Regions from separate parts of the Homo sapiens genome. Here all the other regions are linked to region 1. The links are chromatin loops, found by intact Hi-C in ENCODE. Cell type or tissue: heart right ventricle. All regions are shown on one strand.

Evidence for each region. Peaks named below come from ENCODE experiments on the same cell type or tissue, not always from the same donor. Only the 100,000 strongest peaks of a DNase experiment are listed, where the experiment ranks them.
Region 2: it touches region 1 in a loop (4-fold over the local background); 16 of 110 quality-filtered maps call a loop at or near these places.
Region 3: a loop joins it to region 1, with 18 times the contacts of the local background. A loop is called at or near these places in 53 of 110 quality-filtered maps.

The regions. Positions count from the first base shown.
Region 1 is chr15:79,988,901-79,996,900 of GRCh38, forward strand. No RefSeq gene overlaps it. Among named protein-coding and RNA genes, the nearest start is that of BCL2A1, 22 kb to the left of the region's middle. In heart right ventricle, CTCF peaks have their summits at 4,681 (motif pointing left) and 4,903; DNase peaks (open chromatin) are centred at 4,681 and 5,001; H3K27ac peaks cover 327 bases; H3K27me3 peaks cover 22 bases.
Region 2 is chr15:79,765,336-79,773,335 of GRCh38, forward strand. No RefSeq gene overlaps it. Among named protein-coding and RNA genes, the nearest start is that of TRC-GCA5-1, 25 kb to the left of the region's middle. In heart right ventricle, a CTCF peak has its summit at 4,008 (motif pointing right); no DNase peak of the experiment used is centred here.
Region 3 is chr15:79,376,960-79,384,959 of GRCh38, forward strand. It overlaps a transcript of TMED3 not described here. Among named protein-coding and RNA genes, the nearest start is that of MINAR1, 51 kb to the right of the region's middle. RefSeq lists a silencer at 4,168-4,217 and an enhancer at 4,308-4,517. In heart right ventricle, a CTCF peak has its summit at 4,255 (motif pointing right); a DNase peak (open chromatin) is centred at 4,272.

The sequences.
Region 1 (8,000 bases):
AACTGGACTCTGACCCAGCTTGGTCACTGTAACTCTGTGGTACTGGAGAAGTTTCCTAACCTCTCTGAGCCTCAGTGGCTTCATCTGTAAACTGGGATGAATAGTAGCAATAGTAGGTTTTGAAAGTCATTTTTCTTAAAAAATGCCATTAAAGGACCTAGTACAGGACTTTGGCCCACAGTAAGCCCTCATAGCGCTCCTATACTCCCCAGTTCTTGCCTAAGGGCAGAATGGAAAGTAGCAGCCTCCCCCTTGCTGACTGTACTGATGTTCCAAGACCCTTTGAAAGTTATGTGTCTGGGACTTAGTGCTAAAGAACTGGCCACCCCTGCCACTCAGATGCTGCTCGGCCAGGCAGTGAAGGAAAGATTCACTCCCCATCAAGCATGTAGCCCTTCATGCCCAAAGGCTTCTGGAATACTCTGACCCTCCCTCCCCCAGCTCTGCATCACCTTCAGCTACATCAGGGAAGATATTCCTGCTTGGTAGGGAACCTTGAGTCCAAAGTCACAATGGCATCCCAATGCCTGGATCTTACCAAAGAGACCGGATTTCCACCCTTCACAAAACCACTGTCTTTGTGGTTTTTCCTCTTTGGGGTAAAACTGCAAGAGATGCTTGGGGTCTCAAAGCTACTGGATCCCAGAAGCAGGCAGCCCAGCTCTGGAGCACTCCACCTTTCATCAGGGACACAGCCAAACCAAGAGAAGGACGCTGGGCTGGAAAACACATTCTGAGACCTTGGTGCTAGTCCTGGATCAGCCACTGGCTTAAATCCCTTTGCTTCCTGAATTTCCTATTGGGTTTACAAAGATAACATGTACCATTCATAGATGTCGTGAGGATAAAACGTTCTAATCAAAACGAAGGTGTTTTGCAAACTCCTAAGCTCTGTGTCCATGTGAGCTCCTCATGATGCTCCGTGACTTTTGAACAGGAAACTGTCTCAAGTGTTCTTGCAACACTCTCTCTCCTTCATAATAGATTTTGCTGCAACCTTCAGTGGCTTCTCATTGCCTGAAGCTGGACGAGTCAGCCACTGGGAGGTCTAGGCTTGGTCTCTAGCCCAGGCTCAGCCTCAGCCTTCCAGTGTGCATCTTCCTCTCTGGGTTTCAGTTTTCCTACCTGTAACCTAAGTTGGACTAGAACATTTCCAAGTTCCTCCCAGCCCTGTAAATTCTATCTTTGATACTTATCTTAGATCTTTACAAGGGCTTAGCAGTCTCCTAAAATAAGGGAAGAGAGTTGCTTCTACTCTAGCAAAAAAAAAGTTGGGGACAGATGAAGGAAGAATGGGTGAAATGTTGGAAATTTGTGAAGCTGAGTGAGAAGCAGGTGGGGGTTCATTATGCTACTTTCACCATTTTGTGTAACTTAAAAATTTTCCCTGATAAAAAAAGTTTTTATAAAATAGAAGTTCCATTGAATTTGAGTGTCTTTACAGCCTTTGTTTTCTGGTACCCTTGGGAGGCATCCATCCCGTTTAATAAAAGGTACCTTCCACAGGAAACTCCCTTCCTTTGTCATCTTTGGTATCCCCATCTCCATCTTCCACAACAGACAGTTTGAACAGCCGCACCACTCCAGCATCAGGACAGTTTGGGGGGGTTTCCAGAATCTTCTATTCCCACTTCCCATTTCTCAAATCATTTGACCTGTCGTACGTACAAAGTAAAAAGTCCTAGACAAGAGACAGGAGAGGATTTAAATTCTTGGCCAAGCTGGGGACATTAAGGAGGCCTCCAGGGCAAAGCCTCTATGCCTACAGCTGAGTCTTCATTGTGGATCTTAGTCCAGGTACAGAGGAATTAATGGTCAGAGGTGGTTTCTCCCTGGTTCATTACATGCCTTGTGTTTGGTAGCATTTTGAACGCATGGGGGAAGCGGTAGGGCTCAGTGCAGTGGTTTGGAGACCCCATGGCCTGTGCACAAAGCATCTCCTCATGTCTCAATTGCCCCTCACTGGTGAACTGTTCATAGTGCAGGGCCCCTGCTCAGGAGGTCTTCTCTTAACCTGAGGCAAGGTGGGTGACTCCCGTGGTCCCACCTAGATGGGCTGGCCATCCTAAGGAAAGGTAGCGATCATTCCAGGCCTAGGTACACCCTCTCAGTGGAGATGCCGGAACTACTTCCCACAATGACACAGGCGCTGTCAGGACGACAGACTCAGACTAAGTCCAAACCAAGGGAGGGCAATCCCAGCCCACCTGTCCTTTCTGTCTTGGTTCCCTCTCTGCCAGCCAAGCCCAAGTGGCCAGTCCCAGCTGCTGGCTCCTGCCCATAACAGGGCATCATGTGTCTGCCCTGAGGGGCTGCACTTTTCTCCACAGCCAGGCAAGTCTGCCCTGGAAAGTTGCCTTTTTTTTTTTTTTTTTTCCGGAGACGGAGTCTCGTTCTGTCACCCAGGCTGGAGTGCAGTGGCACGATCTCGGCTCACTGCAACCTCTGCCTCCTAGGTTCAAGTGATTCTCATGCCTCAGCCGCCTGAGTAGCTGGGATTTACAGATGTGTGCCATGGATGCCCGGCTAATTTTTGTATTTTTAGTAGGGACAGGTTTTCGCCATGTTGGCCAGGCTGGTCTCAAACTCCTGAACTTAGGTGATCTGCCTGCCTCGGCCTCCCAAAGTGCTGAGTTTACAGGGGTGAGTCGCCACACCAGGCCTGGAAAGTTGCTGTTCAAACCACTCTGCAGGCCGGGCGTGGTGGCTCACGCCTGTAATCCCAGCACTTTGGGTGGCCGAGGCGGGTGGATCACTTGAGGTCAGGAGTTCAAGACCAGTCTGGTCAACATGGTGAAACCTTGTCTCTACTAAAAATACAAAAAATTAGCTGGGCGTGGTGGCATGTGCCTGTAATCCTAGCTGCTGGGGAGGCTGAGGCAGGAGAATCACTTGAACCCGGGAGGCGGAGGTTGCAGTGAGCCGAGATCGTGCCACTGCACTCCAGCCTGGGGGACAGAGTGAGACTACGTCTCAAAAAACAAAACAAAACAAAACGAAACAAAGCAAAACAAAAAAACCACTCTTCAGTTGGCACATGCAGGCAGACAAGCCTCTGGAGTCAATGATGGCAAAAGTAACTGTTCAGGTTTTATCAGATTTTCCCTGTTGTGTGTTTTAAGCAAAAAATGCCGAAGAATCTTTATCTGAATAGCTCAGGTTTTTCTGTGGTCCAGTAAGAGGACATTGGGTGGGGAAGTAGGGGGAATGTACCCATATAAACTGGATGCATTCATTATGTTTTCATTGATTATTTATTGAACTCCTGCTATGTACCTAGCACTGAGCTGGGTGCTGAAGATGAAGAAAAATCAGACAAGTCCTGCCCTCAAAGAGTTCCCCAGACTAGACTAAGTAGCAATAAGACATAAACAGAAAAAGCTATCATAAAATAAAATAGAAAGCAATGAGTGTAAAAGGATTATGGTAAGGTGACGTAAGAATTTTTCTTTTTTTTTTTTTTTTAGACAAAGTCTCACTCTGTTGCCCAGGCTGGAGTGCAGTGGCATGATCTCGGCTCACTGCAACCTCTGCCTCCCAGGTTCAAGCGATTCTCAGCCTCCTGAGTAGTTGGGACTACTGGTGCGCACCACCATGCCCAGCTAATTTTTTGTATTTTTTGTCTTCAGTAGAGACAGGGTTTCACCATATCGTCCAGGCTGGTCTCTAACTTCTGACCTCGTGATCCACCCGCCTCGGCCTCCCAAAGTGCTGGGATTACAGTCATGAACCACCGCACCCAGCCGTAAGGATTTTTAAAAGGGAAAAAAAATGAATATTTACTGAACATCTAGCATGTGCCAGGATCGCACTGAGAATTCTACAAACCTCATCTCATTTAAAGTTTGTAAAAGGACTTATTAACTGTTTCACGGAGGAGGAACCCAAGACCCAGAACTTGACAGGTCACACAGCTAGTAAGTAGCAGAGCCAGGATTAAAACCCAGGGCCATCTGACTCCAAAATACATAGATTAAATGCTACTTGTAAATTTTTCTGCTAGGCATGGTGGCTAACGCCTGTAATCCCAACATTTTGGGAGGCCAAAGCAGGAGGATCATGTAAGGCCAGGAGGTCGAGATTGCGGTGAGCTATAATCACACCACTGCACCCCAGCCTGGGTGACGGAGTGGAACTTTGTCTTTAAAGACAAAGTTGTCTTTAAAGAAAAGTTTTTTTTGCCTGGGCGCGGTGGCTCACGCTTGTAATCCCAGCATTTTGGGAGGCCGAGGCGGGCGGATCACGAGGTCAGGAGATCGAGACCATCCTACATGGTGAAACCCCGTCTCTACTAAAACACAAAAAATTAGCCGGGTGCGGTGGCGGGCGCCTGTAGTCCCAGCTACTCAGGAGGCTGAGGCAGGAGAATGGCGTGAACCCAGGAGGCGGAGCTTGCAGTAAACCGAGATCGCGCCACTGCACTCCAGCCTGGGCGATAAAGCGAGACTCCGTCTCAAAAAAAAAAAAGAAGTTTTTTTTTGTTTTTCTTAAATTCACATATAATGAATGATAAATGCAACCACTTGATAGCTCTATTCAGCATAACAAACAATTGGGTATCAATCTCATCTCTAACTCTGGGTTATTGGGGCTTCTGCCGTTGCTGGGCTTGGCAGACTATCACGTAGGAAAATGTCCCAAGACTATCTCAACAGGCCGCCGCAGGGCGCCATCTCGTGTTCTCAAATGGAACTGCAGCGGAGGAACCTTTGTAGTCCTGAGCCCCTTCCTCTCTCTCTACTTAATATCAAACTGCAAAGTGCTGCAGGCACCATTACCAAAGGCTTAGCCTGAATTGAGAAAACCAGAGACCTCTGGCAACTCTGTATGGGAAAACACCTGCAAATCAGAGTTGCTGTTCTGCTGTGTTTGCAACAAACGTCCTTCATAATACAAGGAGTTCCTTGTCTGTGACAGACCTTTGCTAAGACACTGGAGATTTGAGAGGGAAGATGTGGCCCTTGAGTTGCTCACAGTCTAGTGAGGGAACAGCCAAATGCATGAAAATCATAACTGCATGTGCCAAGTGCTCTGATAGAGAGGAACACAGAGTGAATTGGAAAGCCTCCCGGATGAGATTACCATGGAGCTGAAGCTTTGGCATGTGTAGGAGTCTGTCAGACTGAGAAGAGGTTAAAGATAGATGATCCAGGCTGAAGGATGGGATAGAAAAGTGAACAGAAGCTGGGGCAGAACTGCAAGTGTTTCAATTTCAGCAAAGTCCAGTTAACAACCAGTGGAGGAAAGGCCACAGGTGGCCAGGGGCCAGGTCATAAAGGATCTTCAAGTGATGTTAAGAAGAATAGACCTTCTCCTGCAGGCTATGGGGCTTGGAGCAAGTCACTGACTCAGTTAGATCTGAATTTTATTTTATTATTATTATTATTATTATTATTATTATTATTATTATTATTGAGATGGAGTTTCGCTCTTGTTGCCCAGGCTGGAGTGCAGCGGCATGATCTGGGCTCACTGCAACCTCTGCCTCTTGGGTTCAAGCCATTGTCCTACCTCAGCCTCCCGAGTAGCTGGGATTACAGGCGCCTGCCACCATGCCTGGCTAATATTTTTTGTATTTTTAGTACAGAGGGGGGTTTCGCCATGATGGCCAGTCTGTTCTCGAACTCCTGACCTCAGGTGATCCACCCGCCTCGGCCTCCCAAAGTGCTGGGGATTACAGGTGTGAGCCACTGTACCTGGCCTAGATCTGCATTTTAGAAAGAATAATCTAGTAACAGAGGAGAGTCTGGAAGGGAGAGGACCAGAAACCAGGAACCTGGTTCAGATGCTTTCGTAATTTGGTAATCCCCTTTGTAACTAGAGAAGACATACTTGAGACCCAAATTAAGGTCAAGATCATCAGGGTGGAGACAAAAAGACAGATCTGAGAGGCATTAAGGAAGCAAAACCACAGTGACCGATGACTTGGGAATGAGGAAACTGGAGGAGTTGAGTAAGTAAAGGATACACTCCTGAGGGCAGGTTTGATGGAGAGGATAAGATCCGCTTAGGACATGTGGAGTTGGTATTGAAGGAACAAAGGAGGCAGTTCAGTGGGTCTGGAGCTTTGGAGAGATGTTTCAGCCAGAGACTGGGAGTCATTCACATATTTATAGCTCTGAAGTCTTCGAAGAAATTGAAATCACCCATGAAAAGCGGGTCGTGTGGGACGAGAAGAAAAAGCATAGGATAGTACCTGGGGGACCTTGGATGTTGTTTTCAAGCTTCTAGAAAAGGAGCCTGTACAAGATCAAGAAGGTGGCCCAAAGTGGTAGGAATGAAAAACAGGCACATATGGAATATATACTTCTGAGAGTACCGAAGATTTTCCAAAGGGTATCCAGGAATGGAACTTTAAGAGAATCTTCAATTTCGTGTGTTCTCTTTTCTAAGCCAGATTGCTTGCCAATGAACCAATATTTGAAGGATTGTGCTGTGGGTTTTCTTTCCTACTTCCTATTCCACAATCCTAGTCTGCCACTGTGGTGCATTTTTCCCCAGGGTATGAAAATCTAGGGTGCCAGAGCAAAGGGACAGCTCAAAGTTTTAGTGTAGACAGTGACAGCATCACTAGGAACCAATCAAATATCAGCTGATACACTGTTAAAAGCAATTCTGATGATAGATTATTATGTGATTTTGGGAGGAGATTTCTAATTGAATGACATTTATATAACAAATCTTTCCTTCCTATCTACTTATTTTGTTTTAAAAAAATTTCTCAGTGCTTATGGTCATAAAAAAAATAAACAAAAACAGAAAAAAGAAAAAGTGATGCTGACCCCTAGCAAAAAGAAATAGTCACTCATGGATATATAAACAAATAGATAACATAATTTTTTAAGTCCTATCTGTCTCATTAAGAGATGCATCCCCAGCCGGGTGTGGTGGGTCACGCCTGTAATCCTAGCACTTTGGGAGGCCGAGGCGGGTGGATCACCTGAGGTCAGGAGTTTGAGACCAGCCAGGCCAACCCGGTGAAACCCCATCTCTACTAAAAATACAAAAATTAGCCTGGTGTGGTAATGTGGATGCATCATCCCCAACAAAAGTATACACTTTCATATTAAGATTTATAAGATACTTGTTATTTTGAATACTAATAATTATTACAATGATAACTGCATCCAAAAGAAATTGCTCTTCATCTGACCCTTTTCCATTTAGTCCTGCTGTGAAAATCTTTGTCCCGGCCCCTGCCCCATGTCACTCGTCAGTTTCCATGATTCCTCCTCTCTGTTCCAGGCTCTCCCAAATCCACTCCCATCTCTCAACACCCCAAGACTGATCTTCCTACAGTCTGACCATAGGAGTCCCTGGGAACCCAAAGTGTGGGCCCTGGGGCTCCAGCATCAGCATTGGCATCACTGTGGATTTTTTTTTTTTTTTTTTTTCGAGACGGAGTTTCGCTCTTGTTGCCCAGACTGGAGTACAGTGGCGCAATCTTGGCTCACTGCAACCTCTGCCTCCTGGGTTCAAGCAATTCTCCTGCCTCAGCCTCTCAAGTAGCTGGGATCACAGGTGCCCGCCACCACACCTGGCTAATTTTTGTATTTTTAGTAGAGACGGGGTTTCACCATGTTGGCCAGGCTGGTCTGGAACTCCTGACCTCAGGTGATCTGCCCGCCTCAGCTTCCCACAGTGCTGGGATTACAGGCGTAAGCCACTGCACCCGGACCCAGGATTTTCATTTTGGTTACAATGCAGCTCAGCAGTCCTCCAATGGAATACTGAATAAACAAACTATAGTACATATGTAAACAGAATACTACTCAGTAATAAAAAAAAGACTGGGCTGGGCACGGTGGCTCATGCCTGTAATCCCAGCACTTTGGGAGGCCAAGGTGGGCAGATCACTTGAAGTCAAGAGTTCGAGGCCAGCTTGGCCAACATGGTGAAACCCCATCTCTACTAAAAATGCAAAAAATAGCTGGGTGTGGTGGTGGGCACCTATAATCCCAGCTACTCAGGAGGCTGAGACAGGAAAATTGCTTGAACCC
Region 2 (8,000 bases), 220 kb before region 1:
GGAAATATATGTGCATAACTGTCTCTCATAAGCTAGTGAAAGCCAGCTGTACTACACCACTGGCATTGTGGCACAGATTTTGAATGCTCTATTCTGGGTTTGTTGCGGGTTGTTGCTTTTTTTAAAAACCTTTTTCCTTTTTAAATTTCATTTAGCTAATTTTGATTAACTTATCTTCGGGTTCACTGATCATTTCCTTGGCTGTGTTGTGTCTACTAATGAGCCCATAGAAAGTATTCTTCTGTGTTATTATGTTTCTCAGTCCTAGCATTTTCATCCAATTATTTCATAGTTTCCATCTAATAAAATCAACCATCTGGTTCATGCATGTTGCCCACCTTTTCCATTATCATTTTTAACATATTAATCATTGTTGTTTTTAATTTCCTGTGTGACAGTTCCAACTTCTGTCATATCTGAGTCTGCTATGGTTTATTTCTTTGTCTCTTCACAGTGTGTTGGTTTTTTCTTGCTTCTTTGTATGCTTCATAAATACATGTTGAAAGTTGATAGGATATTAGAGAATGTATTAAATAAGTATTATGCCTGGAAATGCCTTTCCTCCTGCCAGGACTTTTAGGTGACGTTTGAATCAACTTAGTTGGAAGTTAAACAAGTTTTGGAATTTGTTGCTGTTATGGTTAATCTCAGTGTTCTATAGTCTTCAAAATTCTCCAGTGTTGCTTTTTGTTCAGAGTAGTGGCTGGTATGCCAGAGAGGGTTTCTTAACATATGCTCTACTCACAACTTTGGGGCTTCCCTTTGCACTGAATTTCTGAGATTTCTTCCCATGCTGTTGTCCCTCTCCCAGAATATACCACTGTTACTTGACATTTATTAGCATGAAGAGGTGAGTGAAAAATGGGGGGCAGCATTTTTAGTATTCTTAATTAAGCCTCAGACATGGACAGGCATAGTATCCACAAATCTTAAGGGTGGAGTATTTTCAGTGGTCCTTCCCTGCCCCCATTTGTAGGTCTGGACTGGTCACATATTCTTACCCATCTCTTAGGGGCAGAGGGTTTTTTCTATTTCCTTCCACCTGCTGCAATGAGTTTTCACCAGTGCCCTATAGGCAAAGTATTTTTCCCTGTCCCAACAGGACTTGGGACTTTTGTCCCAGAGAGAAGACACTGTTCTACTCCCCCAGTCCTGCACCAGCATGGACACTTTCTTAGGACTCTCACCCTGCCCCTAATCTTTTTTCTGAGCACCTGTTGAAATCCTTGGAGAAGAGTCTTAGGTGGGTGGGAATTCCCTTTGTGTCTGTGGTCCCAGATACTATATATTCTCTCACTAGCCCACACTCTGCCTTTAACATTTCGTTAAGGTTTTAGCTGAATTCTTCTTACCAGCATCCACTGCCATCTACCCTGGGTAAGGAAATGCTCATGACCCATCTCTCCTTGGTGATGGTGCCTTTCCCTGGATTTTATTTCAGTCAGTTGTCCGGCAGCCTCAGCTCTCTGATGAATTCAAGAAAAGCTGTGTATTTGTAGGTTTCTAATACTGTCTTAGCTGTAAAAATGAAAACGATTTTCCTCCCTGCTCTCCACATCCCAGGCAGAAGCCAGAAGCCCCAAATATGGACTCTCCATATGTAAATTATAAGAGTATGCTGTGTTCAACTCTGTAAAAATAAATTTCAAAATCTCTGTGAAATACATATATTTCTTTAAATCTTATTTGCAAAGTTATATAAAACATTTTGCTGTTATTATTAAAGATTGAAGATATAAAACTGGTTTGTTGATGGTCTGAACTCAGTGGGACACAAACGTGAATTTTTTTTCAGAGTCTTCAACTCTGCCTTGTCTGTTTCTCTTATCAACACCTTGATGACACTTAGGGCAAAACCTACATAGCTTTCTGGTCACTTTTAGGTAATTTTCTTTTTAAGTCCAGTTGCATTGAAAACTTAAACTTCTTATTATCCTGTCTCCTCTCCCAAGTGTTCTCTTAGTTACACCGACTGACCATCCATGCCCTCCATGTAGCAGGCACTCAAGTGCTGGTTCTTGGGGAGGTTAGAGGCAGCGGGGCATAAGCTTTTCAGAAAGGTACTCTCCGTGACACAGGGAGATGGCTCTGGCACCTCTCTCAATATGGAATATTTAGTATTTAGTATTTATTTTCCTCAACTTTAAGGCATTGACAGCAATTCTAGACAACACAGAAAGCCACGTTTATCAATATTCTTTCACACAAGCTTCCCCCTCTCTGGTATATCTTCTGCATTTCAGAGACAGAAACCACATTCAATAATGCCATCTGATTATCTTTGAGCAGCTCCCCATCACTAAGAGGACAATGCTTAAATTCCTTAATAGGAACTACTGTAAGGGAAGGGGGCGAGGAGCTAACATTTGCTGTAAGTCTACAGTGTGCCAACCACTTTACATGGGTTATTTTATTTGAAGTTATAACCCTCTTGAGAGGTAAGTCTTATTATTCCAAGTTTTTAATTAAAGTAAATCAGTCACAGGAAGATTAAGTAGTTACCTACAGCACATAGCTATAAGCATAGATGTGGGATTTGAACCCGATTCTAAATCTAAACTTAAAACCTGAACCCCGGTTTCCAAGGCCCAGCTGATCCCACTACTACACTTTGCTGCCTTCCTTCCTGATGTGGAACCTTTGTTTCTGAGCAGGGGCTCCCAACCTAGGCTGCACATTGGAGTCACCTGGAAAACCATTTCTGAGCAGGTGGGGGTGAGGGTGGTCTAGAGGAAGATAGCTTTTGAAAAGCCCCAGGGATTTTAGTGTGCAGCCAAGGCTGAGAACAACTGCTTTAGAGCTCATCTCTGACCTCTTTCTTCCAAGCGCTCTGCTCTAACCTTACAGAGATTCCTGGGGGCTCTCCCACATGGGGCTTGCTTATTCCACCTCCAGGCCTTTGCACATGCTATTCTCTCAGAGTAGAAAATCCCCCCCATGATTTCTCGTCACACAAGATTCAGTCCCAGTGTCATCTCCTCTGTGAATCGTTCCCCAGACCCCATTGGCACAGTTTCTTGCTCCTTTATCCTCAAGGCACATTATGTATAAATCTGTTGCCATTTATCCCAAGTTATTTTAATGATTATTGAACAGTAATTCTTCCCTTTGAGAATCTGAGCTCTTTGATAAGTATTCTCTGTTTCTCCATCTCATAACATCATCCATGACCCAAATCAGGCCCTCAGAAATATTAGTTAAATTAATAAATTTCACTTTCATAGGAATAAAAATCATAATTGGGCAAGGAAGACTCTACTTGTTCTCAGATTCTTCTGTCTCCACCTGTAGTGAGCTTGACCTTGAAACCACATGGGTGGGGTCTTGATATACAAAGAGCAATAAAGCAGCTGCAGGAGAGAGCTGGCCTTGCAAATGTAGCCCCTTAAGGTGACAGCTTATGCGGCAGCTGGTGTTCTGCTACCACAGCCAGGCCCAGCTCCTGGCCGGACCCTTCTTTGCCTGCTGTCCCGTTCCCTGGGCTCCATCTGCAGAACAGGACAGCTCCCATTGCCCTTTCTCTTCACTCCAAGGAACACTGCATTGTAGATTTAACTTGAAGTTCAAAATTCCCAGAAACACTCCACTTTAGAATAGTGACACTCAGAGTGGAAGGTAGGGCTGGCACCTACCTAGCGTGTCCCATCAGCGTCTATGAGCCACTGTCATATGTATCTTCTCTTATAAGCCTCTAAACTCCTCTCAAAAGTAGGCATTATCATACTCATTGAACAGATCAGGAAAGCATAAGTCAGCAGGAACAAGGGACTCATCGCTCATTGCACAACTAATCAGAGACAGAGCCAGGATCCAATGCCAGGTCCCCAGGCCCTGGAGCCAGCACCTCCATCCCTCAGGGCCGCCTGATTCCACCGGGGACATTCCTAGGAGGTGAAACAGAGTTTCTCAACCTTGGCACTGTTGACACTTTGGACTAGATAATTCTTCTGTACAGGGGCTGTGCTGGGCACGGTAAGATGCATCCCTGGCCTCTACCCATTAGATGGCAGTAGCACCTCCCAGTTATGACAACAAAAAATAAAAATTGCCAAATAACCCCTGGTGGCAAAATGCCCCATGGATGTTCACAATGTAAAGGATTTGACCCCATTCCAGTCTCAGATCTTGCTTGCAAATAACTGAAACTGATCCTGGTTCACTTAAGGGGAGAAAAAAGGGATGCATTGGAAATGGTATTGGATGACTCATAAGATCCACGGGGATGCCGTAGAATAAGATTCAGAAAAAAAGAGGAGGGAACAGAGGGGGCCAGATCACCAAAATCACACCACAGGAAAACTTCATTCATCCTTCCAACAAATATTTAATCTAACAACGATGGATGGAGTGCCTACCATGTGCCAGGCCCTTGGGATACGTCAGCAAACAAAACAGACAAAGCGCCCACCCCCATGAAGCTTGCATTCCAGTGGGGAAAACCATAAGCAATAAACATTTTAGAAAGTAAGTAACATGATATATTAGAAAATGGCAAATGCAGCCTTTTTAAAAAGTAGAGGAAGATAAGGGGGAGACGTGGATGCTGAGAGGGGATAGGGAAAGATAGGCCTGATTTAGTCTAGCTGAAACATCACTGCCACACGCAGGTCACTCACTACTTCTGGCACCTGCCTGCTGCCCACTGGAGACCATGAATATCACTTCTATCCTGAGACTGTAGAGGTCATTGCTAGAGGAATGAATTCTCTGTCCCTTGCTTCTCACCATCGCTAACTCCAGCTTTACTGTCTCAGGTAGGAGCATCTGCTTGGACAAGCCTGGATCACATGACTGCATCCCAGCTCACATGACTGCATCCCAGCAACCCAGACATGGGATGGCAAATGTCTGACCATTTTGGCTTCTATAGTAGGACGTACACATCAGATGCCGGGCTGAAAAAAATAAAAGAATGCCCATTGTGAGGACATAACCTCAGAAATTAGGCCAACAGGCAGGACCGATGAGAGGAATGAGGTAAAGAGATCAGAACACATTAGCAGAGGGTTTATGAAATGAGATTCTGATTCCAGAGGCCAGCTCAGTGGAGCCCATTATGTGTCTTCTTATAAACAGGTCCTTTTAAAAAATCCAACAAACTGTAAATAATTCTGTACAAACTAGATTTCCACTTCAATGAGTCTGTGTTAAGCAAAGTCTGATGAAGAAAAATCGAGCCATTTAGATTGCTGTTTCCATAACCAGGATGGAGTATCACATTTAAATTTGTAGGAACAGTGATTAGGGCACGGGGGGGTCATCGTTTCAAATGCAGCATCTCTCTCCTGTGTTGTATTAAGCACCTCTTCTGGCTGTTTGCCTGAACACGAGGTCTTGATTCATCCTCTAATTGTTGTCAAGATGCAGTTCAGTCACGAAGGTCAAAAAAACAAAATGTCTAAATCGGCAGCAAAATGAACATTCATGCTCCTTCCCATTTCGTTAATCTATTTAAGCCAATTTTGCATCTATTGTTTATGAGATTTTCCTACTGGTTGGTGGCTTTGCAGCACATGTTCACTCAGGACACTCTATCACAGCCATCCTGTTGTTGATGGCCAAGAACTACCAAGATTAGTAGGTAGCCATGCTATACCAGACACTAAATATTTGAACACCTCTCTGGTAGAGCCTCGGGGGAAATTGGCCCTTCTTCTATGTAAGTCATGAAACAGAAATTTGGAACTGACCTTATGGGGTATGGGATCCACTTCACAGGAGTGAAAACAGAGGCCGAAAAAAGCAAGGACTTCCTTAAAGATACACAGTAAGCCCCTGCCTTCCTGGCTTCCTTCCTGGTTCAGGATGAGAATTAAGATCAGCAGAACTTAGAGCAGCTCTGGCCAGTGGAAATACAATGCAAGCCACAAATGCAAGCTGCACATGTCATTCTAAATTTTTCAGTAGGCACATTTTTAAAAGATAAAAAAAGAACCAAGTGAAATAAGCACAAATAATATATATTTTATTTAAATCAGTATATCCAATATATTATCATTTCAACATGTAATCAATAGAAAAAACTATTAAGTCTTTTACATTCTTTACTAAGTCTTCAAACCCCAGTGTGTGTGCATTTTCTATTCGCAGCACATCTCCATCAGGAGTAACTGCACGCAGCTCCTGAGGCTGCCATATTGGACAGCGAGGGAGCCTGCTCTATTTTTGCATCTGGGAAGTTCTTTCTCTAATTAACCAATGAGTTCTCAAAAAACTCTTTTAAGAGTTAGCAGAATGTGAAAAAAAAATAGTGTAATCATTAGAATTTCAGGTTGGGCAGTTGGAAGAATTTCAGTGCCTTGCAATGTGTTTCCAGGGAAGATTAAGTGCATTTCCCTCTCTGGCAATTTTAAGGAACAACTGGACTCCACAAATAGCCATTGAGGGCTGACAGTGCACCAGGTACTGAGCCAGCTGCTGAGGATGCCCCATCAACAAGATAGGCTTTCCCTGTCCTCAAAGCTCTTGGCCCTCAGCAGAGGAACAATCTATGCAAAGAAGGGGGTGGGGATGAATCCACACCATGTCTGCGGTCATGGGATTCTAGCATTGCTCTGTGGGACACCCGTGGCCACTGGAAAGAGAATAGAATAAAGTGCTGGAATGTAGAGTGCTAATAAAGCATTCCTCTTCTTTCTAGGGCTTTAACCAATTGAGAGATGCCACAGAATTCAGATGGTGATCAATGTGTCAGTCTGATGGCTGCTAGTTAGCTCCAAGGATAAAATAGTCTTCCTTCTCCTTCCCCGTGAGGGAAATCCTAGTTACAGAGAGAATAGCTGTAACTCCTAGTTACACAGAGAACAGCTGGACACCTGTGTCTCTCCTCACCAAGAAGCTAGGCTTGCCACACACAAGAATGCATGAAAAATTCCCAGAAAATGCCATGAAAAATGCCCAGAAAAAGAGGGCCAATGAGAGGGGAAATTAGGCTCTGCAGGGGCAATGCCCTATTCTAACCTCATCATCAGGTGAGCCGTGCCAATGGCACTGGGGACAAGAAGAGCAGTGCCTTCTCCTCAACCCTTCCATAACTCTGGAAGTTCCCAGGAGCCAGGCTGGTAGGGAACAATGGTTTACCTTACTCAAGGTGACTGTTCTATGGCCTTCACAATGAAGCACATGGTCAACCAGGAGCATTGGTGTCCCCTGAGAAATGGGACAGAAGAGGGAGACCAGACTTTCATCAAGACAGGCCTGCTCCTCCTTTCTGTGTGTCTCCTCTGCCAATAGCAACCTCTCCTTCGGGAGTGAAGGCAGTTCAGTTTTTGCAGCCATTCCAGAACTCGGGATGGATCTAAACAGCATATTAGCTAAAGGCCATACGGAACTTTAGGCCAGAACGGCAGTCACTATTCTATCTCTAATTTTAAATTATGCATACCCACATTATCTAGATAGCCCGCTCAGAGAGTAAGTAACAAATACAAATGACAACACAGAATTTCTCCAAGAATTACAATGCCAATCATATACATAGTGCTCTAAGGTAGACCTCCTCTCATGTCTAATTTCCCAAGAAAAGTTCAAGTCCAAAAACATAAGTTCCCTTCCCTCGTAACTTAAAGTTCATGTAAATTCTCATGGCTTCTTTTGCTCGCTGATCCTTCAATTCAATCTGTCAATCCCAGCCATTAAGGTTACAGCCTGAGTAGAGAGAAGCCTCTGTCAGCAGCTCACAGTCTGGGCTCTTTCCCTGGAGTGGTTCAAACTCTTTCAGGCTCAATATTTTAGACTCTAAGTGTCCATAGGCTACAGAAAGTTATCAGAGTACCAGCCTTAGCCACCAACATCCTTAGATACCAAAGCAGTTGTCCCAGGGGACATTCATTTTTCAGGATGCAGTGCCCAGTGTCACCCAAACCCACATTGCTATTGTCGGAAAACAATCCAGTAGAGATTTAGTGGCCTCTTGGGCAAAGAGAAAAATTCTGAAAGGAAAGAAAAAGCCTTCTTTGTTTCAGTTGTGCCAGGATGCTGGCCCGTCCATGCTGGTCATC
Region 3 (8,000 bases), 610 kb before region 1:
CAAGACTGTGACTACTTACTGGTAGGTCTTCATGAAGCTGAGAAAACCTGGAATTAGCTGTTGGCATTGCCACTTTGGGAAGAACTAGAGGGATACCAGGGAGCAGAGATTACAGGTATTACAGGTGTCATAAAAAAGTACAGAATATCTAAATGAACAAGATCACTCTTTTATTTGCAATTTTAGGTTGAGCCATTTTCTTGCTCACGTGGGCCTATTTTCTTTTCTACAGTGGGCCTACTTTCTAGGGTGAGGTGGATATGTCATCCTAGGTATTCAAAATAGCAAACCCTAAGTGGAGAGTGTGTGCATGTGTGTGTGTGTGTGTGTGTGTGTGTGAGAGAGAGAGAGAGAGAGAATGTGGGGAGGGATTTTCAAGTGCAGGTGTGGGGAGGGAGTTTTGAGTGTAGGTGTGTCTTATTTTTGTACTTTTACAGTCTCTAATACAGTGTCTGAAGTATGGAGAGTATTCAATAAATGCACATGTAGTGAATGATTATAAAGATGTCTCTAACTTCAGATACAGATCTGTCACTTGCCAATTCATGCTTTAATAACTTTTTAAAATATCTACCATAGTGCATAGATTTTTAGTCTTAAATATTTTTAAAGAAGTAGTGAAGGACTCTGGTAGCAACTTAAGGCAAACGATCATCTTTAAAAATTGCATATGAACAAACCGTTCTTTTTTTTTTTTTTTTTTTTTGAGACGGAGTCTCGCTCTTTCGCCCAGGCCAGACTGCAGTGGCGCAATCTCGGCTCGCTGCAAGCTCCGCCTCCCGGGTTCACCCATTCGCCTGCCTCAGCCTCCCGAGTAGCTGGGACTACAGGCGCCCGCCACCGCGCCGGGCCAATTTTTTGTACTTTTAGTAGAGACGGGGTTTCACCGTGTTAGCCAGGATGGTCTCGATCTCCTGACCTCATGATCCGCCCGCCTTGGCCTCCCAAAGTGCTGGGATTACAGGCGTGAGCCACCGCGCCCGGCTGAACAAACTGTTCTATAATGTTAAAAAGTTTTATATCATCCTTTTATTTGCTTGAATTTATTTTGCCACATCCCTTCCAATACATAATTTTAGCTTATGCTATAATACATTTTAATATTTATTGGTCATGCCATCAAAATTCCCTGTATCAAAATTACGAATGGAAATTGAAATTAAACATCTAAACAATTTCCTATGACCATAAGGCTCTAAGTGTTAAAAATTCTTCCGGATTGAATTATTAATACAATTCATTACTAGCATATATTTATTAAAAGCAACAGAGATGTATTATAAATATTGATAAGTCATTATTGAGTATTGTGTTATTTACGGTAGGGATGGCTGTTTAAACAAATCCCCAATTCCAGTGGCCTAACACAATGGAAGTTTATCTCTGGCCCATTTTCCAGTCTTAGGTGGATGTTCTAGTTGGTATGTGGCTCTCTGTCCAGTGATTCGGAGACTCAAGCCTCTTTTGATTTTATGGCTTCTCCATCCTTGAGCGCCTTGTCATCTTAGCAGAATCCAGCTGGAGAAGGAAGAGGATTGTATAGGGAAGACCTTCTTAAGAGCCTTGGCCTGGAAGTTCCACCCACTGTGACTGCTTCCTTTCTATGGGTGAGAAGTAGTCACATGACCATATGACATGCCTAAGGTCACTGGGTGAGCAGCTGCTTTCTAGGGAGGACTTTCTACTATAGGATGAGGCATGGGAGCTCACAGGTGGGCAGGCAGCCAACTACAACATAAAAGGGGAAGGTTGTTGTAAATACATTCTTTTAATGAGATGAATGCTTGCAAAAACATTATCATATTCCATTGATTAATTTTACTTATGGCCAAAATGTAATATGATTTAGTATCTATTCTATTTTTTCATTTTTATAGATACAAATACTGAGAAACCTTGTTCTCAGAAATATGGAGGTGGGAATAGAAATTATGTTTTAGAATTGTGACTCAATTCTTGGAATTCTAAGTAATATGGCAAAAGTGATATACTTATCTATCATTATCAGTTGATGACGTAATTAGGTCTTTCTGCAATGTTGTTGAAATCAAATAGTTGGAAAACACCTTATTTTCAAATGATGTTTCCCATTCATAAAGTGATTTCTTATTTATATTCCTGGAACATATAACCAAAAAACTTTACCAACATGTATTAAGTGACTATTAATTATACTGTTGCCCCTTTACTCACAGGCACCATATTTAATCAATAAGAGTGGGGAAAATTAAAATTTTACTTTCAGTATGCCTTTGTCAGTCCAATATTATCAAATGTCTTAATTGTCTTGCCTGCTTTGTAAATAATTTTTATCATTATTGAAATCTTAGAACTGCAGATTTAGCTTATTCAGTTGATGGAAAATATCTTCTATATAACCTAATGAGCAAAGCCAATTTCTTGTTGGCAAAGTATTCAGTCACATTAGGTTTACTTTCTTTATTTAATAAAACTAGAAAGGATTGACTTTATTTTTCAATATGTGTTTCAAAAAATAGTATTTTCCAAAGAACAATTAAGGAATAACTTAAAAGCACATCTTGTAAGATATATTACTACGAGCAATCAATAATGAAGTGATATATATCTAATAATTACTCTAATATTACTGCGATGTAAAGTGTGGCTAAAATTTGTTCTTTAAGAAGCTAGGTATATGAGGCATTTATTTGAAAAATGTGTATGTATTTGTGTATTAAACAGTGGTGGCTAGCTTTTTGAAATAATTAACAAATAAGAACCATGTATAAAGTCAGAAATTATTAATCACATTAGATATACTGATCAAACTTTCCTTATGTATTTAATGAAAGTGTATAAATGAATCAGTCTGACAGCTAGCATATAATTTTGTTTTTTCTTAAAAAGAGAGAAAAATATTAAACATTTTATAAGCTGAAATAAGGTAATGGCAGAATAATTGGAATAAATATTTCATAATATGATGTGTTATGTGATAGGTTTTAACTATATTATTGAATGAAACACACCAAATCTGAAAGATCACAAAAGGTTTTTATCTGCAGGAATGAGTCAGTGTACACTGGAGAATTCTGGTAGCTCAGAAAACATTCTTATCATGCTTAAAAGTATCAGCATCACTAAGATGTGCAGGTCCTTGGTATATATATGTCTAAAAGCAATCACTTAAATATTGAGGGAGGGGCCGGATCACGAGGTCAGGAGTTCGAGACCAGCCTGACCAACATGGTGAAAACCTGTCTGTACTAAAAATACAAAAATTAGCTGGGCGTGGTGACACACACCTGTAATCCCAGCTACTCGGGAGGCTGAGGCAGGAGAATCGCTTGAACCTGGAGGTGGAGATTGCAGTGAGCCTAGATTGTGCCATTGTACTCCAGCCTGGGCGACAGAGCGAGACTCTGTCTCAACTATATATATATAGAGAGAGTTATACACATATATATATAAAGAGAGTCTCAAATATATATATAGTTATATATAGTTATATATATAGTTATATATAGTTATATATGTTATATATGGTTATATATAGTTATATATAGTTATAGTTATATATAGTTATATATATAGTTATATATAGTTATATATATGTAGTTATATATATAGTTGTATATATGTAGTTACATATATATAGTTTTATATATATATATATATATAGAGAGAGAGAGGGTATATTTTCTGGGGCTCATTTTTATGTTTTCAGAGGACTCTCCCTCAAGAGTGCTGCTCTACTTGGCAATATTTGGGGGATGGAAGAGGTGAAACCCTTCACTGCGGTACTCTACAATATATCCAAATTCAGAACACTCTAGCACAGGCCAACATAGGCTCCGATGTCTCACTTAGCCTCACAGAAATATCTCCCAGACCTGCAGACACAGACAAATCCTAGACAAGCCTATGATGCTTTGATTAATCACTAATGGAGTTGTCCTTGAAGACAGTATTTTAAATTGTCCCTTTGACATCCTGCAGTTTTTTTACAGCTCAGGGCAATGCACAATAGTAAGATTCAGGATGGATAAGGATGTGTCTTTCTTTTTTGTCCAAAAATGCCATTTTAAAGAGAAGATGGGCAAGGAGACTGTATCTGATCATTCCAATCTGTTTTCAGGCAGATTTTAAGAATGACAGTCGAGGCACCTGGAAATTGATTCCCTTCCAAGTCTCTGTGCAAGGGGTATTCTTGCAAAATCTTAGCTTTTTAGTGCAATTTGATGCTCACTGGTATAGAGTCCCATGCAAGGCGATTGCTACCACCAGGTGGCAGCATCCTCTAGTTGTTGGTGGGCTCTAAGGCAGGAAAGAAACCCAGTTAAGTCTGTAACCTTAACAGCCTTGAACAAATGAACCTGAGCCAAGGCAGAGTGCACACAGACCCCATGAACCAAAGGAGACAAACCCACAACAGACAGAAGCTAAGGTGAATGTCTCTTAGTCTCATTTTCTGCTCACTTCAGCATGAACAGCTTGAGAGATGCACACTTAGCAAAACAGGATGAAGGTTAAAAGGTCCTCTGGAGCGGTAAGGAGGTAGCAGGTGATCTGTAGTCAAACTCCTAATTGTTCCTCTGAACCATTAGCACTTTTGGGCAACTTTTGTCTAGAACAAGTGCTAAATGTCACAGAGGTTTGTTCCCCTGCCCAGTGGTGCCCAGGCTGAGAGGGCAGGTTTAACCTGGTATCTCATCAGAACAGGGACAAAAGAAGACAAATCATATTGGAGCCACTCTCACCTGGCTTGGTCTTATTAGAGCTACCTGCTCTCCCCTGGGGTGATAAACAGTTGCATTTGCCTGATTCTTTCACTGGTTTAAAAGGCTGTGTGTCCTGTGATTGCAAAGTCAACTCAGACTGTTGACTTAACAATGTCAGAGCTGCCCTTCCTGTCCTCAAAGCACCTTCCTTCTTCCTTCCAGAGCTCACTGGGGTCTTAATGCTGTCAGAAGTATCCATATGGACTTAAAAATATTGCATCACAGCCTAGAGGTGACCAGCTCTATCACTAATGAAGAAGCAATTTAAGCTTTTGGGGCCCCAGTTTCCCCATTAGTAAAATCATGTGCATTGTGTACAAAGTAGCTGCTTGAGCGGAGCTTCATTATTCAACAGGGCTTAGATTTTTCTGGACTTTGCAGGAAGAAGTCTCTGCCCTTCTGGGTTTTGTGCTCTGCAGCTATGGACATGAAGATCACCCCATCCTCTCGGCAGTCCTCAGCAACATGAATGGCAGGCCTGTCCTAGGAAGAGATAGACATCAAGGCCACAATGCAAGCCATGCGCAGGTCATGGGTTCATGGTACTGTTGAGTTTTGACTCTTTACTGAGGAACTGAACTGGAATGAACAGCTTAGCAGGCATTATTCCTGGAAGGAACTTTCTAGGGAGGCTATAAGCTGGCTGGACCCCCAGACTCTGCTCTGTGTTCTGCCTCACTGAAAAACAAAATAGTTGTGACTAGCCCTACCTTCTCTTGGCTGACAGTAGTACCTGCTTGGAGCTGCTACTTGCTGATACCCACATGAGCCCAATGCCAGAATGCATAGCTAAAGTTCTGTTGCAAAGGGAGAGGTCATTCTTCCAGTGATGCCTGGCCTGCACTGGCAGCACCTATCCCACAGTGGCCCTCTGGCCTTCCCCAGGCTACCAGAAGCTGTGTCTGCCCTTCACAATTCTTCTGGGTGCTCAGCTCCTTTGGCTCAGAAGTTCACTACCTCTACCCTCTAAACTCCTGGCTGGAAACCTTAATCCCTTTCTCTATGTCCTCCACTTCACTCTGAACTTCTACCAGTATGGCTAATGGCTTTTTCAGCCACCTATCCTTCCTGCCACTCCTCATCCTGAATTTCAATCAGATCATCTACTTGTGAAGTAGTGTTTTCAGATATAGGTGCAGGGAAGCTTCTTTTATATTATCTTTCATGGGTATCTCATACTATTGTTCTTACCAACACAATATAGTCTTTATTCCCATTGACAAAGTCAATTACAAGGGCATAAACACGATTTATTTCTTTTCCAAGGGTCCCAGTGCTTCACCAACACCAACGCCACCACTAAGGGTTCCAGTGTGATCACCATCTGGGATCTACCTGTTCCAACTGCTTGTTTACCTCCTGTGCATGCTCCACGGGACATGGCTCTTTGCCTGTAGATCGCCAGGTACCCACAGCTTTACTGCCATGGTGCACTTCACTTCCTGCCTTGTCCACTCTCACCTGCACCAGTTATTGCTTACGTGGTAATCAGTATAGTCATTGATCTTCAGGGACCATCCAGCTACCCGATTTCCAATGTGGCTGCCTTTGCTATCTTGTTTTGGAAAATGTCTTAAGGCTGTTGAAGATTATATCTATTTGATCCTTTGTGCCCTTAGATGGAGAAAAGAAATGTATTGAGTAGAAGCTCTGAAAGTTTGGAAGGTCCCTCACACCATCCTCAGGTTCAGAGTTTCACTAGATGAAGTCACAGAACTCAGCAAGCCAATTTACCCATGGTTACAGTTTGTTAGAGCAGAAGAATACATTTGAAAATCAACAATAAGAAAAGGTACAAAAGGTAAAGTCTAGGAGAGACCAGGAATGGAGCTTCCCACTTGTCGCTCCCCAGTGAAGTCATACAGACTGCACTTATCTCTCCCCGCAACGATGTGTGACAATATGCCTAGGGTATTGCCAACTAGGGAAGTTCACTTGAGTCTCAGTGTCCAGAGATTTTATTGAGGAATCAGTCACATAGATATGGCTAGCCACCATACGACTGACTTTGATCTCTAGCCCCTCCAGAGATAAAGCTGATGTTGTGTTGTCCAAGGACCTCACCATAAATCTTATGGTTAGTACAGACTATCTGGCATGGCCCAAGGTCCTAGGTTTATAAAGACACTTTTGAAAGCCAGGACATTCCAAGGGCTTAAATGTTACCTTCCAGAAACTGGGGGTAAAGAGCCAAAACTTTCTTTGGGTTAATCCTTTACTGCATAAGCTCTAAGACCCCAATAATTCATGGCCCTATTTCTGGGGCATGATTCAGCCCAGAGAAGAGATCGGAGAAACCTACCTCCCATCATCAAAGAGCTCCTGGATGTTCCATCAAGCAAAACTGTGGGAGGAAATTCAGTGTTCCTATGGAGATGGTGGTGTGACCTGAGCTGGCTCAGAGGTTCTAAAAGCTTCTTCTCAAACATTGGCAAGGTCACAGGTACCCAATAAGGTACATCTTCCCTTTCCTTCAACAGTCCAAAACCTCCAGAACTCTCTCGAGGCAGTGATTAATACTAAACAAAGGACTTGAAGGATAGGAGGGATTCTGAACAGGGTAGAAATAAATAGTAGTGTGGGATATTCGTATAGTTTTCTTGGAAGAGGTAATATTTGAGTAGGATCTTGAAAAATGAGTAGACGTGTAAATGCCACAAGTAAAGGCAAAGATATATACATCATTGTCGGAATAGGAAAGAGTGTGGCACATCTGGGAATGATGAGGGGCCTTATGCAGCTGGGGGAGTCTATTGGTCAGACATGAGGCTGGAAATGGTGCAAGGGCTAGATAGGGAAGGGCTTCATATGCGATGCCAAGAGGCACAGACTATGCTGTGATTCCCTGGCAGTATAGCTGGTGGGACAAAGAGAAATCAAACTCAAAAAGTTCCCCTCTTGTCTACCATGTGTATACTCAAGTAGGTGATGAGATTGTAGGAAGAAGGTAGGATATAATAGCAGATAATTGGGTAGCCATATAGAAAAATCAAATAAAATTTGACCTTTACCTTATAAAACATATTTTTAAAAACCCAGTCTGGGTGTGGTGGCTCATGCTTGTAATCCCAGCACTTTGGGTGGCCGAGGTGGGAGAATCGCTCGAGCCCAGGAGTTTGAGACCAACCTGGGTAACATAGTGAGACCTCATCTGTATAAGAAATGAACAGCAGAGGGGCGAAGATGGCCAATTAGAAGCAGCTGCAGTCCGTGGCATTCACGGAGAGGAATGAAAGGCGTGAGTGAATACAGCACCTT